2 separate regions of the Homo sapiens genome follow, and region 2 is linked to region 1. The links are chromatin loops, found by intact Hi-C in ENCODE. Cell type or tissue: mammary epithelial cell. All regions are shown on one strand. Links, peaks and the distances in the headings refer to the core of each region. The heading gives the core; the rest is flanking DNA.

Evidence for each region. Hi-C counts contacts between places; a loop is a spot of excess contacts. Peaks named below come from ENCODE experiments on the same cell type or tissue, not always from the same donor. Only the 100,000 strongest peaks of a DNase experiment are listed, where the experiment ranks them.
Region 2: it touches region 1 in a loop (5-fold over the local background); 8 of 110 quality-filtered maps call a loop at or near these places.

What each region holds. Positions count from the first base shown.
Region 1 is chr4:183,136,703-183,145,498 of GRCh38, reverse strand. The region is part of intron 1 of WWC2 (WW and C2 domain containing 2); the gene reads right to left. Among named protein-coding and RNA genes, the nearest start is that of WWC2, 42 kb to the right of the region's middle. In mammary epithelial cell, for the core only: a CTCF peak has its summit at 3,276; DNase peaks (open chromatin) are centred at 2,728 and 4,408; H3K27ac peaks cover 652 bases.
Region 2 is chr4:183,069,363-183,078,158 of GRCh38, reverse strand. LOC105377578 (a long non-coding RNA gene) reads left to right here. Exons shown (of 3, transcript XR_001741938.2): 2 at 807-923. Among named protein-coding and RNA genes, the nearest start is that of WWC2-AS2, 25 kb to the left of the region's middle. In mammary epithelial cell, for the core only: a CTCF peak has its summit at 4,417 (motif pointing left); no DNase peak of the experiment used is centred there.

The DNA.
Region 1 (8,796 bases), core at 170-8,169:
ATGATCTCAGTTACATAAAATATGCATGCAGGTAAATTGAAATTACAAGATATTAAGCAAACAAACATTATTTTAAAATATTGATAATATGGATAACTATTTTTAAACTCTTCTTTAATACTGTTGTTCTATCATCTTTTTAACAATAAAAAAAATAATCCTTCTAAATATACTTTCAAATAGCTCGAAAATAAATATTGCCAGGAATATTCTTTTTAAATGCCATTTATATTCACTTACTATGAGGCAGTTGTTATTCTAAATGTTACAAATGACACACATTTAACCTCTTTAACAACCCTATGAGGGCAAGAGGCAAAGAAACTTGCCACAGGGCTACAAAGTCAGTAATCTACAGTGCCAAAATTAAAACCATAGCCTCAACCATAGGCCATGCTACTTCCCAACTGCAGTTGCTAAATTGATAACGCCTTCTCTCTAACTACAGGGTATCAAACCACTCTAAAGAAGCACCGGGAATTCTATGAGCACAGCATCTCGCCTACGGCTATACTCCCTTAGGTTGTGATTTCTGTCAGACTTTGACAGCTAAACAAAACCAAATCTAACAAGGACTAAGAAAAGCAAGAAAAGCACAGTGGATTTAAGAATGCCCTAGATGTTGCCATGACACTTTTTCCCAATAGTTAAAAGTAATAATGTTTGCTTACGACATTATCTTCTAATTAGAATGCAACGTGTATGTAGAATGAACAGCGTTCTGTATATGATAAACATCATTAAACAAATCTTGTCTGTTATAAACAATGAGTATGAAAACTACTGAACCCAGAACCTCTTATTAGTAAGACATCGCGAATAAGTAATGGCATTTGGGATCATATATTTTCTCGCTACAAAAATTTCAATTAGTCCTGGCAGCCATGGACTTAATTATTACTTTCAAATATTAATTTTAATCTTCAAAATAACGATTTAGCAATGCTCCACAATTATGAAATGCCAAGCAGTTTTCTTCACCATAGTACATTTTAGTACTAATCTCTTAGCACTATAGTCTCTAAATTTGTAATTTTTTTCAACCTGCAATTGAAATTCCAAAATAGGACACTAAAGTTTTTTTTAAATAAAAAAAAATGCAGTTTTTTTAAAGTTTCAGAGTGAGCAATTATTATTTATTCATGTCAAATGGTGACATTTCACCAAACTATAATCTTACATTATCTCTGCAACCACTTCCTTTCAACACAGATACAACAAACAGCAAAGCAAAAGCTCCCCGATTCAGACTAATGAAAAACTAATAAAATCAACTCACCATTTAAAAGAAACTAACTTGATTATTTTTCAAATACTAGGTAATTCAAATGGGAGACACAAATCATTCAGAAGTTCTGAAGAAATGCAAGTGACATATCAACTGTTCCCATTTAAACAGGCTTCTGAAATACATATACCTGAAGATACTCAGAAGAGTTTATTATAATTTCCTTCTTTATTTCTCTGTATCTGTTATCTTAATTTCATATTCACTAGTAGTTTGGCCTTTCTGTTAGAAAAGAGTTCATTCTGGAATATCAAACCATACAAAGTCATCACTTAAAATACGTACCACCTTCAATTTTAGTAAAAGCTTTAAATATATTTCACTTAATATTCTAGAAGTAAAACTTAACATAATTCTTGCCTTAAAATGTTTGTGTGTATTTTTTTTTTTGCGGGGAGGAGGTGAGACAGGGTCTATCTCTGTTGCCCAGGCTAGAGTATAGTAGCACAATCTCGGCTCACTGCAACCTCTGCCTCCTGGGCTCAAGCGATCCTCCCACCTCAGCCTCCCAAGTAGCTGGGACCACAGGCTCACACCACCATGCCCAGCTAAATTTTTGCATTTTTTGTAGACATGGGGTTTGCCATATTGCCCAGGCTGGATTTGAACTTGTGAGCTCAAGCGATCCACCCTCCTCAGCCTCCCAAAGTGCTGGGATTACAGGCATGAGTCACCATGCCCAGCCAAAAAATGTTTGTATATTATTAAAAACACATGAAACTTTAAAAATGTTCACTACTTTATAGCACGTTTCTAATTATCCAAACAGGGTTCATCTATACTTAACAGGACAGAGTTGACAAATGAGTTTCATCTCTTGGCAATTCTCATCAATTAGTAATGACTTACTGCAGAAGCTGTTGAGAAGGAGTATGAGAAAGCAGATGCCATGACTGGAATGCAAATCAAGAGTACAGGGGCCACATCGACGCCATCACTGATGCAGTTTTTTTTCTGGCAAAATGTCAAAGAGTTTGGCTTTCTTCTGACCCAAGGCCATGCTTGAGTCACCTACACCCATTATTGATAAATACTCAGAAACTGCTAAGTTAATTTTAATATTATTTCAATAAAACATAATTTAAAAAGAAAATTAGTCTGCAAAAATGAGTGTCTCATTATGAATTCCAAAGCCAAATAAACATGGTGTGGGGACAGTGCTTGTTGCTACACCTTCTATCTGGTGATTCTCTTCTGACAGTGACAGAATGATGAATTTCACTGTTCATTTCTGACAGGAGATTGGATTTTCTCATGCTTCACTTCATATTGCTCATTCTGGGAAGAAAACAGCATTTTCGTGGTTTTTATTTTATATATAATTTATGGAAGGAAGTTGAACATTTGTGTTTTGCTTTACAGGATACTGAACAGTAAAACCACCCAGCCCACACCCTAATGCCCTTGGGTAACATTAGCCTGCTGCTGAATGTAAGCCAGAACATACGCCACATGGCTCTAGTCCAGGGCTTCTCATACTGGTGCAAGCCAGGAGTGTGCCTGGGGGCAAGGGTATTCAAATCCACAAGACAGACACGACACAGCTCCCCAAACCACCATTTGAAACATTATTCCAATATTAAAATAGGCACAAATATATTCTCTAAAAGAATACAAAACTGGCATGAAGCTTTAGAAGAAAACGAAAAGATTACAAAGAAGTGTTCTTTTTGGAAGGACCTATACACACTCTCTTTGTCGGGGTCAACCTTCTTTCCATTAAGAGTACTGTACTTGGGTTGAAAACTCAGCAACCCATTACTCCATTAGTGTGCATAAACTGAAAACTGACTCAGAAATTTTAACAGTTATCTTGATTTTAAAAGGGGAGGGGTGGCAACCTAATCCCTGTAACAACTTAGCCTCAAACAAAAAAGCATATTTGGGACAGACAGGAAAATGTGTATTGCAGTTAAATCTGGACCTTATTCACATTAATAACAGCAATATTTAACATTTATTGAGCATTTCCAGGCAATATAACCCCAGAACCAGGGGGTGTCACCCTTATACTACTTGTCAAGAATATCCCAGGTATGGGGCCTCTGTATTTGGTATTTCATCCCTCTGTCCAGAAAATGTTCTTTTCTCAAATATTTCCCTGACGAATGCCCATGCTCTCCTATCACTTTTCTAAAATAGCACTCCAACCCACCAAACTGCTTTCCTCAACAATTACCATAGCTTTCTGTGTTTTCTTCACAGCACATAGACATTGTGCTATGTATTTCTTTGTCTGTTACTTACTAAACACATGTCCCCTGCTATAGTCTATATGCCATGAAGGCAGAGCCTTGTCTCTGCTAAGCTTTTTGCTGTAGTATTCATGGCTACAAGCAGTGCCTAGCATACAGCAGGACAAACAGACATTTGTTAAATGAGTATTAGATAATATCTATTTAGTTAGAAATGTAAAATAACATAAAGCTGTCATGTATAATTCATGAAGATATCAGAACTGTATATCTACATAATGATACACCTCTCAGTATACAGAAAGACTGACTCCCAGGGTGTTTGTACCTTATTTTTGCAACACACCGGCACCTACAGAAATGGCAAATACTTTGAAATAAGTATTTTGGTGATACAAAGGTGAATCTAGCCACTTGGTAATAATTTTTAACTGACACTCATTAGAAGATACTAGAGAAATCATCTCGGCTTAGAGGATGCTATATATTTGCCTCCTGGGGTGGTAGTAGGGTGCTGTGGGCTGAATTATGGTCCCACAAATGTATACGTTGAAGCCTAATTCCCAATGTGAATATATCTGGAGACAGGGTCTTTAGGAGGTATTTAAGGATAAATGAGGTCATAAGATCAGGGCTTTGATCTCATAGAATTGATGTTCTTATAAAGAGACAAGGGAGAACTGACGCTCTCCCCTTCCCAAGCACACACACATGGTGAGAAAGGCCATGTGGGGACACAGCAAGAAGGCAGTCTCTGCAAGCCAGGAAGAGAGCCTTCACCCAAACCTAATCTGCTGACACCTTAACCTTGGACTTCAAAACTGTGAAAAAATCAGCTTCTGTTGTTTAAGCCATTCAGTCAGTGGTATTTTGTTATGGCAGCCTGAGCTGACTAATACCTGGAGAATAGAAATCAGATGCTCCTTAACAGCCTTGAAATCCTTCAGCTCATTCTTCTGGCTGTTCGGTACTTCCTGTGGTTTCCCACGAATTTTTCTCACCCTGTGCTACACTTATTCAGAGCACAATTATCCAATTTTACTCCCAAAATAATACTATGCAGTGGGCATGACTAGTACCCTCATTTCAGGAAACTGAAGCACAGAGAGGTTACATAGTTATTAAGCAGATTGGTGGAAATCAGGCAGTCTCACTCTAGAGTCTATGCTCTTAATTGAGTGTCTGGCCTAGAGTAAAAATTCAGTAAAGGCTGTGGCTTTTATTATAAAAACTATAAAATTAGTAGAGTGGGCACAAGTCAAGAAGGTAAATGAATTTTTCCTTTTCCATGCTGTTCTTCCAAGGTCTTATTAATAATTTGATCTAGCAGTAAAACTGTAATTCTGCTTATTAAAAATAATGCTTCTTTATATACAGTAAAAAAAATACTTGCTAAACCCAATATATTCTTTAAAGTACTGAAAAGTTCTAATAGTTTATACTCATGACTCCCACGTGAGTCAGTATCTTCCCATTAACAACACAAGGGCAAATCTGCTTTGTCTTTATCTATTGGCAGCACCAGACCACTCTCCCCTTGAAGCAGTGGTCTCAAATCTTGTGTATGAAAGAATCATTGCAATAACTGCTTGAAAAGGAAGATTCCCAGGCCCCACATCTAGAAATCCTGACTTAGTAGGTCTCGGGCAAGGCACCACAGGAATCTCCACTCTTAATCGGGAGCCCACATGATTCAGATATACGTTGGACCACCAAGGTCACAGTTTACAATGTACTCACTGTTTTAGAGTAATATTTGTTAAACATCTATCTTCCTCCCCACTGTACATTCCTGAACAGTTCTCAATCCCTACAACACAGTACACATTCATTCATTCATTTACAAGTATTTATTGAGCACCTATACATACCAGCGATGCAGCAGTAAACAAAACAAATTCCCAGGCTGGGAGCAGTGGCTCACGCCTATAATCCCAGGACTTTGTAAGGCAGAGGCAGGCAGATTACCTGAGGTCAGGAGTTCGAGACCAGCTTGGCCAACATGGTGAAACCCTGTCTCTACTAAAAATACGAAATTGGCCGGGCGTCGAGGTGTGCACCTATGATCCCACCTACTCGGGAGGCTGAAGCAGGAGGATTGCTTGCACCCGGGAGATGGAGGTTGCAGTGAGCTGAGATCACACCACTGCACTCCAGCCTCGGAAACAGAATGAGACTCTGTCTCAATTTAAAACAAAAACAAAAACAAAAACCAATTCCCTGCTCTGAGAACTAACGTTATATGGTGGCAGATGACGGGGGTAGGGCGGCACGGGTGAATGCATATGTGTGTGTACTTACAGCATAATAAACTGTATCAGTTAGGATAGGCCTGGTTATTCTAGGACCACAAACAAGTTTAAGATCTCAAACAGCAAAGTTTATTTCTCACTCACACTATCATATTCATCATCTGTCAAGAGTGGGCTCTGTTCTTTGTGGTTGCTCATGGACCTTGGCAAATGGCAAGAGGAAAAAAAGAAGTACACAATGACTGTAAGGTTTTTGGCCTGATCTACTGGTGGAATGCTGTTGACATTTACTGAGATGGAAAAGAAAGAGCCAAATGTGGGGGACAGATGGGGAGTTCATTTTTGGACATGTTTTGGATGAGGGGGCCCACTAGACATCAAAGTAGACCTGTCAAGTAGGCCATTATAGAGTCTGAAGTTTAGGCCAGCAATGTGAACTGGAGATTTCTGAGCATACAGAGGTAGAATTTAAACCTACGATTAGATGAGATCACCAAGGAAGTGACTGTCCTCATTCCGCTTACCCCATCCAAATGGGAACAATGGCTGGATTTCCAGCTTCTAGCTCCTGACTCCCAACTGAACCTTGATTAAAGGAAGGAGGCAAAAGAGTTACCACTGTGATCCTGCAGTCTGGGGCTACAAAGCAGCTGGTCCCTCCTAGATTTCTTGGCTGCTAAGAGACAGAATCAGTAATATGTTACTGATACAAACCTCCACTACAATCGACTGCCACTCTTCCAATTCCCACATCTTCTGTAAGTTTGACTAGAATTCAAGATGCAGAGTACATGTGATAGCATTCTCTGCAAACTCACCTATCCAGCTGTTACCTGTAGTACATCCCAAGCCTGACAATACATCACTGGGGCCGTGTTATAAAAATACATACGTATTTCCAGCCACATGAAGGACTAGATGCCAGACCAACAATCCTGCTTAAGACAACTAAATGTGTTACTTAAAAAACAAAAAAACAAAAAACTTGCCTTTGTCCATGAGCTAGCGAGAAAATAAAGAATGTTCAGGCCAGGAACTGAAGGAAAGCAGTAGCCAGAAAAGGAAATGGGGCCCTAAAGGAGACTTTCACCTAATTAGATAGGGTGTCCATCAGGTTAATGACTTTGCGCAGGAGTCAGCAAAGTTTTATATAAAGGACCATACGATAAATATGTTCAGCTTTGCAGACCATATGGTCTCCTGCGGAAACCACTCCACTCTGCCACTGAAGTACAAAAGCAGCCATAGATAACACATAAAAGAATGGATGTTGTTGTGTTCCATTAAAACTTTATTTACAAAAAGAAAACACCAGGCCAGACTTGGTCTGCAGACCACAATGTCCAAACCCCTGAGCTAAGCATGAGTTTTCCTAATTAGGATCTACAACCACACTCAAGAGTTTGACCAAAGTGAGGAAACTAAGCAAAACCCTACCATTAAGTTCAGATGCCAAAGAGACTAGATCCTCTTATAATGGTAAAGTAATACTCACATCCATCCCAGAACCCCAGAAGACTGCAAAAAGAAAGAGCCTGTCCGAAACTCCAGCCCAAAGGTTATAGGGGGAGGGTGAAGCCCACCTCCCCCAAGAATTCATAAAATCAATACAACTTCCAGATAGGTTTTACAGCCCAATTTTACCCTATGTGGTGGCTAAAACGAAGCAAAGATAGGAATTTAGGTGATTCCAGACTGGCAGAGCCCCTCAGCACCTAGAAAAAGTAAATATAAACCCTTTCTGAAAGAACCCATCTTTTGCCAGGCCTCAAAGGATCAATACATACAAAGTTCTATTAAAAATAAGTAACTTAGCTCACAGTCAAAAATCACTAAACATACAAGGAAACAAAGGTATCAAGAACAAGAATCAAAAGAAACAAGTCTGCGTTATCACACAGTAACAACGAAAAGTCAAGTACAGTCATGTACTACACAATGACATTTTGGTTCCATAAGACTATAGGCCAGGCACGGTGGCTCACACCTGTAAACCCAGCATTTTGGGAGGCCGAGGCAGGCAGACTGCTTGAGTCCAGGAGTTCGAGACAAGCCTGGGCAACATGGCAAAATCTTGTCCTTACAAAAAATACAAAAATTAATCAGGTATGGTGGTGCGCATCTACAGTCCCAGCTATTTAGGAGCCTGAAGTGGGAGGATTGTTTGAACCAGAGAGGTCAAGGTTACGGTGAGCCAAGATCGTGCCACTGCACTCCAGCCTGGGCAACAGTGAGACTCCATCTCAAAAAAAAAAAAATTCCAAAGAAGCTGAGAAATGCCTATCACCTAGGAATATCTTGATGGTCCTGACCCTATGCAGGCCTAGGCTAATGTGTGTGTTTGTTTGAGCTGTTAACAAAAAAAGTTTAAAAAGAAAAAATAAATAAATATTTTAAAACAAAAAAGCTTATAGAACAAGGACACAAAGAAAAGATATTTTTGAACAGGTGTACAATGTGTGTGTGTTTTAGGCTGTTATTTAAAAAAAGTCAAAAAGTTCAATAAAATTAAAGTTTTAAAGTCAAAATGTTACAGTAAGTTAGCATTGATTACTGAAGAAAAATTTTTTAATAAATGTAATGTAATGTAGCCTAAGTGTGCAGTGTTTATAAAGGGTACAGTAGTGTACAGTAATGTTGAAGGCCTCCACAGTCACTCGCCACTGACTCGCTCAGTGCAACTTCCTGGAAGTCCTGCAAGCTCCATTCATGTTAAGGGCCCTAAACAGTACTTTTTCTATGTTTAGATATGTTGATACACAAATACTTACCATTGTGTTACAACTGCCTACAGTATTCAGTACAATCACATGCTGTACTGATTTGTAACCTAGGAGGAATAGGCACCACCATATCGCCTAGGTTTTAGGTATAGGCCTAATAGGCTATAACATCTAGGTTTGTGTAAGTACACTCTATGACAGCAGTATCCAATCTTTTGGTTTCCCTGGGCCACACTGGAAGAAGAAGAACTATCCTGGACCATACATAAAATATACTAACAATAGCTGATGAGCTTTAAAAAAATTTTGCAAAAATATCTCATAATGTTTTAAGATAG
Region 2 (8,796 bases), core at 181-8,180, 67 kb after region 1:
GGCTCACGCCTGTAATCCCAGCACTTTGGGAGGCCGAGGCAGGTGGATCACCTGAGGTCAAGAGTTCGAGACCAGCCTGGCCAACATGGTGAAACCCCGTCTCTACTAAAAATACAAAAATTAGCCAGGTGTGGTGGTGTGCGCCTGTAATCCCAGGTGCTCAGGAGGCTAAGGCAGGAGAATCACTTGAATCTGGGAGGCAGAGGTTGTAGTGAGCTGAGGTAGTGCCACTGCACTCCAGCCTGGGTGACAGAGACTCCGTCTCCAAAAAACAAATCAAAACAAAAACAAACAAAAAAGGCTTTCAGTGTATAAATGCATTGTTAAATATTTTCTCATTGCATTGTTTTTTCTTTCTTTTGAGACAGGGCCTCACTCTGTCACCCAGGAGTACAGTGGCACGATCACAGCTCACTGCAGCCTTGAACTCCTGTGCTCAAGGGATCCTCCAGCCTCCACCACCACAGTAGCTGGGACTACAGGTGCGAGCCACCACACCTAGCTAATTTTTGTATTTTTACAAAACATGGTCTGGCTATGTTGCCCAGGCTGGTCTCAAGCTCCTGGGCTCAAGCGATCCTCCTGCCTTGGCCTCCCAAAGTGTTGGGATTACAGGGGTGAACCACTGCACCTGGCCTTCTCATTGCATTTTACAGTACTTTCCAGAATCACAACCCCAAATGTAAGAAACACAACTTAAATAAACACACATATTTGAAGTCATAATAGGGTTGCTCTCTTTGCTTTTTAAATCTGAGACACTTTAACCACCTATTAGTTATTGTTTATTTTCCTTTCTCTTCAAGCTGTCACATCTACCTGCGGAATTCACCTTATACCTTAGAGAGAGGCTGCAGTCAGTGACAGCTGATGGGAAATGCATCTGTTCCTTTGAGTAATTCAGCAACATCATTACTTCTCAGGTATCTGTTGAGGGTGGAGCAAGCTACAAATCGCTGATGAAATTCACTGTGTAGAAGCCGAGCTCGTGGGTTCTGCCACTTATTATCTTTGTGACTTTGGGCAAAGTGTCTCTTGGTGCCTCTGTTTCCTCCTCTGGAAAAAGACGTGCTGATGATAATAGTACCTACTTCATAGGGTGCTTGTGAATGTTAAACGGGCTAATACATGTGAAGCACTCTCCACGGAACCCAGCAGGTAGCATGTGCTGAGGACAGGCTCACCGTTGCCATTATAATGCGTATCCCTCAGTTGGCCAGTGGGGAACTTCCAGATCTAACAGCCTGGTATGGGCTGAACTGTGTCTCCCCCTACAAATTCATATGTTGAAAGCCTACTCTCCAGTACCTCAGAAAGTGACTGTGTTTTTGAATTTAGGGCCTTTAAGGTCAAACTGTCCAGGCGCCATGGCTCATGCCTGTAATCCCAGCACTTTGGTAGGCTGAGGCGGGCGGATCTCCTGAGGTCAGGAGTTCAAGACCAGCCTAACCAACATGGTAAAATCCCATCTCTACTAAAAACACAAAAATTAGCCGGGCATGGTGGCAGGCACCTGTAATCCTGGCTACTCGGGAGCCTGAGACAGGAGAATTGCTTGAACCTGGGGGGTGGAGGTTGCAGTGAGCTGAGATCATGCTACTGCACTCCAGCCTGGGCAACAGAGCCAGACTCTGAAAAAAAAAAAAGAGGTAATTAAGGTCAAATGAAGTCATGTGGGTGGGCCCTAATCCAGTATGATTGATGTCCTTACAAGAAGAGATCAGGACACAGACACACAGAAGAAAGGCCACATGAAAATATAGGGAGAAGATGGTCACCTACAAGCCAAGGAGAGAGGCCCTCAGAAGAAACTGACCCTGCTGACACCTTGATCTTGGACTGTTAGCCTCCAGAGTTGTGAGAGGATAGATTTCTGTTCTGTAAGCCCCCCCGCCTGTGGTGCTAATATCTTGGTACTTTGCTTTGGCAGCCCTAGCAAATGAATATGCTGTCCAGTCACAAGCTCTGTCCTTGCAACTGGCTCCAACCTGGGGTTCTCTGCCCTTGAACCTTTCTGATTCCCCCATCCCTCTAGATGCCCCTCATCTCCATCTCACAGCTTCCTTCGCCACTTTCTGTCCCCAGAGTGTAAAATTCCCCAGGCTCTTCCTCAACACTTTTTCTTTCTATATTTCCCCGTGAGGATGAACTGATGGCCCATTTTCATAGATCCAACTGCCACCTTTATGCCCAGGAGTCCCAAATCTATAGCTCTAGTTTTACTCCCCTGAAATCCACACAGACTTTCCAAATGCCTGCTAGACATCATGAGGATATCTTGCTAATATACCCCCCACCAAGCTCATTGTCTTTTCATCCAGATTTTTCCTCCTGCTTCTCCTCCCTCCCTTAATGCCTTTATCATTGCCTTAGTGACCCCTGCTATGAAATCAACCATTGTTTCCTTCTCTTATCACCCTCTTTCCCCTAAGCCCTATAACTCACTTCCCGAAGTTTCCTTTACTTTTCACTCTTTCCCCATTCCCCGCTACACAGACCCAGGATTCATCTCTTGCCTAATATTTTTCAATTTCTTCCTAATGATTTTCCCTACCTTGGGTTTCAGATCTCCATTTTTCAGGGATTTTTTCCCCTAAATTACAAATAATATTTTCCTCTTGAAATATCTTACTGATATTTTGTTGCCTAATTTAACAAATAAAGCCCCAAATTACTCCCACTGGCATTCGTGATTTCCATGATCTTTTAAACATCCTTTTCAGCTTGAGAGGATATATTTTGCACAAATTGTGGCTTCCACAAAATCACCTAGTACACTTTACACTGACTGCTGCCGTATCAGACTAGTGCAGAATCAGTGTAAATTGGTGATCCTACAAATAGTAATCAGAGTAATCATTTATCTTCTGCAAATATTAATAGGTCACCCTTGCCTTCTGTAGATTACAACACTTCCCTTCAAAGTAGACCCTATACAGTGAATGAAACAAAGGGGAATTCAGATTTTTTAGTAAGTGCTTTTTTTTTTTTTTTTGAGACGGGTTCTCATTATGTCCCCCCGGGCTGGAGTGCAGTGGGCAATGGGGCAATCATAGCTCACTGCAACCTTGAGCTCCGGGGCTCAAGCAGTCCTCCCACCTCAACATAAGCCACTGTCCCCGGCCAATAAATACTACTTTAAACTCCATGGAGCTTCAGCACATCTTATCCAGATCACTCTGTAGGGCTGAGGATAATGGTTTGGGGGAATGCATCCCTCATGTATCTTAGGCATATTTCTAAAACTGCATAATCACCATGGCCATTTCTGATGGCCAATGCCCAGTGCCACTCCTTGGAAAATGTCAAGAATGTAAGACTCAGGTCTGTTGCAATGAAATGCATTTCCAGTGAGGCTAATGATCCTTATGTAAATTGTTGGAATTCTTGCGTGAATAACCCTTAGCAGTAATGGCAATGAAATGGAATCTCACTTTACTTTTCTTCCTGGGGGCTTCCAGACCCTCAGGTTCACCATTGCAAATGTTCAGTAAACAGAGTGCTGAGCGTAGGTGGAAAAGAGATCTGGGTGAGGAGTGCAATTTTGGGGTTTTCCACATCCAGGAGAGAAGCAGAACTGTACCAGTGGATCCATTGTCAACCATGGAGTTCAGGAGGGGAGGGCCTGACCCTGCAAGACGCACTCGGAGAAAGAATTCATGAAAAGTGATCCCGACCTTGCAGAGCAAGCATTGTAGTTAATCACACTTAGATAAAGGAGAACAGCGTATTTCTCAGTTACGTTTCCTGTCTTCTCAAGGGTTTAGCCAGATCTCCATCAACATAGCCTAAGAACATTTTGTTTTACTTTCTAATTATTTGCTTTAAACTTTCAAACTATTTTGGTATCATTCTTCAGTATGGGCAGAGAGAAGATTTTTTTTAAGGGTTTCTTTGGGGACCATTAAATATAGTTTTTAATCTGTTTTACTTGGTTTTTATTTTAGTAATGCTCAGAGGAATATTCATGTATGAATAAGCCTGAAATAATAAAGCTTGGACTAATTGTATTTTTGGGAAATAGGTCAATTCACAGCTATAAAAAGCAAAAGGCAACATGTAGTAGCAATAGTTCTATCTGAATGTCGGTCATCTAGATTATTGCTAGCTCACACATTCCATGTGTTTTTAACTTGATATTAATGGTTAGAAATGTAGCAATGTAGTTTTTTGGGTAATTTTTGAAGAATAATGACTTCAGGTTAAAATAGGTAGGGAGTTTGGGACCCAAATTCCATCAGTAAGATTCCTTCAGCCGTCCTTCACCTGATTTGAGAAAAGTCATACAAATTCTTACCAAATTATGAACATTTGACTAATGAACATCTATCCACAAAAATCTCCTGGTGGTAGATGGGCTTCTTTCCCATCCGGGTTTTACCTGGGACAATTGAGGGGTCACGAGATCATGCTGCCACCTGGTGGTCCACATGGGTAACTAACATCTACCCTCAAACGATTTTCTCGGGGGCAGTTCAGTTCTGCTCTGTTCAATAAATCTTCATTGAGCTTTCACGAAGGCCAGGCATTGTGATCCTTACCCAGGGGACAGACCTGTCTCTAGCTACTTTTCCTTTGTGTTTTTCCATTTATAATTCAGTTTATTTAGTCTCATGCAGTTGCTTTGTTGGCACTCATATTCTCTTAAACCCTCCTCTTCCTCCTTGCCTCTCTTAACCCGTTTGGCTTCCTTAGAAATGATAATTTCTCGCCGGGCGCAGTGCTCACGTCTGTAATCCCAGCACTTTGGGAGGCCAAGGCGGGCGGATCACGAGGTCAAGAAATCGAGACCAGCCTGGCCAACATGGTGAAACCCCATCTCTACTAAAAATACAAAAATTAGCTGGGCGTGGTGGCGCATGCCTGTAATGTCAGCTACCCAGGAGGCTGAGGCAGGAGAATTGCTTGAACCCGGAAGGTGGAGGCTACAGTGAGCAAAGATCTCGCACCACTGTACTGCAGCCTGGCGGCAGAGCCAGACTCTGTCTCGCAAAAAAAAATAAAAAATAATAATAAAAAAAAGATGATTTCTCTTCTTCTTTCTCGAGTTCTGTTTGTGCAGCAGTAGTGACACTAATCACAACTTTAAAGCAAACGTGTTATGGTCTTAGATATTTTTTTCCAAGGAAAAGGAAAAGGAAAATAATACATTTCATGATTTCTCCATAAACTCGTAAAGGCCTCAAAAAGGGCCCAGAGTTCTACAGAAGGCTCTTGTCGTCTTCTCATCTGATTGTGTGTCTACATTGCTTTTACCCACTTTTCCTGAGGCACCGACATTGAACAAAAAGATTGATTCTTGTTCTTATCCATTTTCAATTTTCTGGAAATAACAAATGTTGCTTTTTACTATTTTTCATCACAAGTGTGGACCATTTCAACTCATTGTGGGTTAAACCAACTTTCTTAAGATTATTTGTGAATACAATCATTTTTAATAAAATGGTTTTTAGGGAAAATTTATTCAGAGTTCACACGAGCAGCTTAAAAGCTTTTGCAATGCAGTCCACTTCAACATGACGATTTTCTGCACTTGAAAAACAGATAAATTAGAGGCTATTTTCTTTATAATAGAAAAAAAGTGTTATTTTATAGAATAATTAATCATGGAGTTTTAAATATGATCTTCTCATTACATTTAATTGTGATTCAATTGTAAAGCATTTAGAAACAGAAGTAGTCATAAATTTAGTGGGGGTAAACACAGATTGAACCAGGAATTATCAAAGAATTTGGAAGAATTATACAACTTAAGAATTTCGTTGGTTCCAGTAAGCGCTCACATATCTGAAATATCCTTGCCTGCAGTCAAAACAATGTGAAGACTAATTACAATAAGAAATACTCAACCTTCAAATAAATTCCTACAATTCTTTGTGGAATTGCTAAATCAAAGGATATGTACATTTGTAATTTTGATAAGTACAGTAATGCTAAATTTCCCTCCATAGAGATTAAACTAATTACATTTCTATCATTTATTTTTTAATCCCCAAAGACATCATTATTTTTGTTTTATACAGTCAATGTTTGTTAGATTTATCAACACATTTAGAGCTTCCTGTGTTCTTCATTCCTTCATCATTTCTGGCTCTCCATATGGGATCATTTTTCTTTTTTTAAAATATGCCCCTTAGAATTCCCTTTAGCAAGCTTCTCCTGGTCGTAAACTCTTTGTCTTCTTTGTCTGAAAATGTCTTTCTTTGTTTCCTTCCTGAAATAATTTCAAATTGACAATTATTTTCTCTTAGCACATTGAAAATCTCATTCTTTGTCTTCCGGTTTCCACTGTGGCTGTTAAAGAATTAGGTCTCACACAGTCTGACTGTTTTAACTCCCTCTAAGGTAATTAGTTTTTTCCCCCTCTGGCTGCTTTGAAAATTTGTCTTTGCACCTTTAAAATAATTGTATTGTTTCATGTTTTTGTTTGTTTTGTTTTGTTTTAGTTCCACTGCATGTATCTAGTTGTAGATTTTCTCCCCTGCTTAGGATTTGATAAGTTTCTTAAATCTGTGGATTTGTCTTTCTTGTAAGTTATTAGTTATTATCATTTCAAATATTGTCTTTTAGTTATTTTTTCTCCTCTCTTTTTAGGACACTTATTAAATGTATATTAGACCTTCTTATTTTATCATCAATGTTTTTTAACCTCTTTTCTATATTTTTTGTCCTCTGTGCTACATTCTACATAATTTCTTCTGACCAACATCCAGTTCACCAATTTTCTCTTTAGCTCTGTCTAGCCTGCTGTTAAACTATATTTGAGTAATTAATTTTAGTTATAGGGTTGTTTGCTTTTTGGAGTTCTATTTGTTTGTTAGGGTAATTTTATAGTTCCTGATTCCCCAAAGACATTTTCTTTTCTTTTCTTTTCTTTTCTTTTTCTTTTTTGAGATAGGGTCTTGCTCTGCTGCCCAGGCTGGAAGGCAGTGGTGAGATCATAGTTTACTGCATCCTCGACCTCCTGAGCTCAAGCAATCCTCCCACCTCAGCTTCCCAAGTAGCTTGGACTATAGGCACATGCCACTGTACCTGGCTAATTTTATTTATGTTTGTGTGTGTGTGTGTGTGTGTGTGTGTGAAGACAGAGTCTCATTATGTTGCCCAGGCTGGTCTCAAACTTCTGGCCTCAAGCAATCCTCTCCCCTCAGCCTCCTAAGTGCTGGGATTACAGGCATGAACCACAGGGCCTGGCTCCCAGAGATATTTTTCAAGGTAGTCTTTTATTTCTTAATACGTAAAAACAGGTGGCTGGGCACAGCAAGGACTCTGAGGAAGGCCTGTTTCTTTTGTTTCTTTGTTTGTTTTTGTTTATTTTTGCCCAGGCTGGAATGCAGTGGTGTGATCATAGATCACTGCAGTCTCAACCTCCTCCCTCAGCCTCCCAAGTAGCTGTAACTACAGGTGCATGACACCATGCCCAGCTGATATGGTTTGGATTTGTGTCCCTGCTCAAATCTCATGTCAAATGTAATCCCCAGTGTTGGAGGAAGGGCCTGGTGGGAGGTGATTGCATCATGGGGGCAGATTTTCCCCTTGATGATCTCGTGATAGTGTGATAGTGAGTGAGATCTGTTTGTCTAAAAGTGTGTAGCACCTCCCCCTTCACTTTCTTTGTCCCACTGCAGCCATGTGGGACATGCCTCCTTCCCCTTCACCTTCCACCATGATCGTGTATCTCCTGAAGCCTCCCCAGCCATGCTTCCTGTACAGCCTGTGGAACCATGAGCCAATCGAACTTCTTTTCTTTATAAATTACCCAGTCTCAGGTAGTTCTTTATAGCACTGCAAGAACAGACTAATATACCAGCTAATTAAAACACGATTTTTTTTTTTGTAAAGATGGTGGCTTGCTGTGTTGCCCAGGCTGGTCTAGAAGGCCTAGCCTCAAGTGATCTTCCTGCCTGAGCCTCCCAAAGTGCTGGGATTACAGGTGTGAGCCACTGTGCCCAAAGCCTGTTTCTGGGAGACGTGGGATTCTTCTGATAGGTGTTTTGGCTCAAGGACTCACCATCAGTCTTACTGAACTTCCTTAGAACTGCATTGCAGCTCAAGATTCTTCCTCCTGGCCTTCCTTGTTCCCTCTCTGCTGCACAGGGACCACAACGGCAGTGTAATATAACTCTCCACTATTCCACAATTCCCTTGGCTGCCTACCCACTTTCCGGGACAGGCATTCCCCTAATAAATTCTTGCATGTCTAATTCTGTCTTGGTGTCTGCCTCTTGTAGAACCTGGACCAACATAAAGGGTACAAGGAATAATTGAAGAAAACAGATGATAAATGGGGATTTGAGGTTGCTTCACACACTGCCAGGTGGGCAAAGACGATGCTATCCTGGTTGGTAGGTGGGGTGTGAATAGTCCCTGGCACAAAGTGAGGCTTAATTACTAGAGATTTCACCAGTAATGATGTGAAAAAATGTCCCAGTGAAAGGGCCGTGGTAGAGACGCAGGCATTCAAAAGATTTGGAGGTGGGGGCAGGAAGCCATGCCTACCAAGACAGCAGAGTGGCTAGTTACTGCTACGTTGTATTGATGCCGTGCAGAGAGATAATGAGAAACTGGGACCCTTAACACATTATTCATGGTTAACTGTAGGAGGCTCAGTGGTAACTTACAAAGGGGCCCTGTCTCCTGCAGTGGAGCAGAATGAATGGAACCCACATGATCCGCTGGGGTGCATCCTGGTACGCCCTTGCCCTGCTGTAATTGTGAATGGACACATGCAACAAGCCCAGCCTTAGGAGAGTGTGATCATCAAGGGCTCACACCTCTCAGGAATGAAGAGTTGGT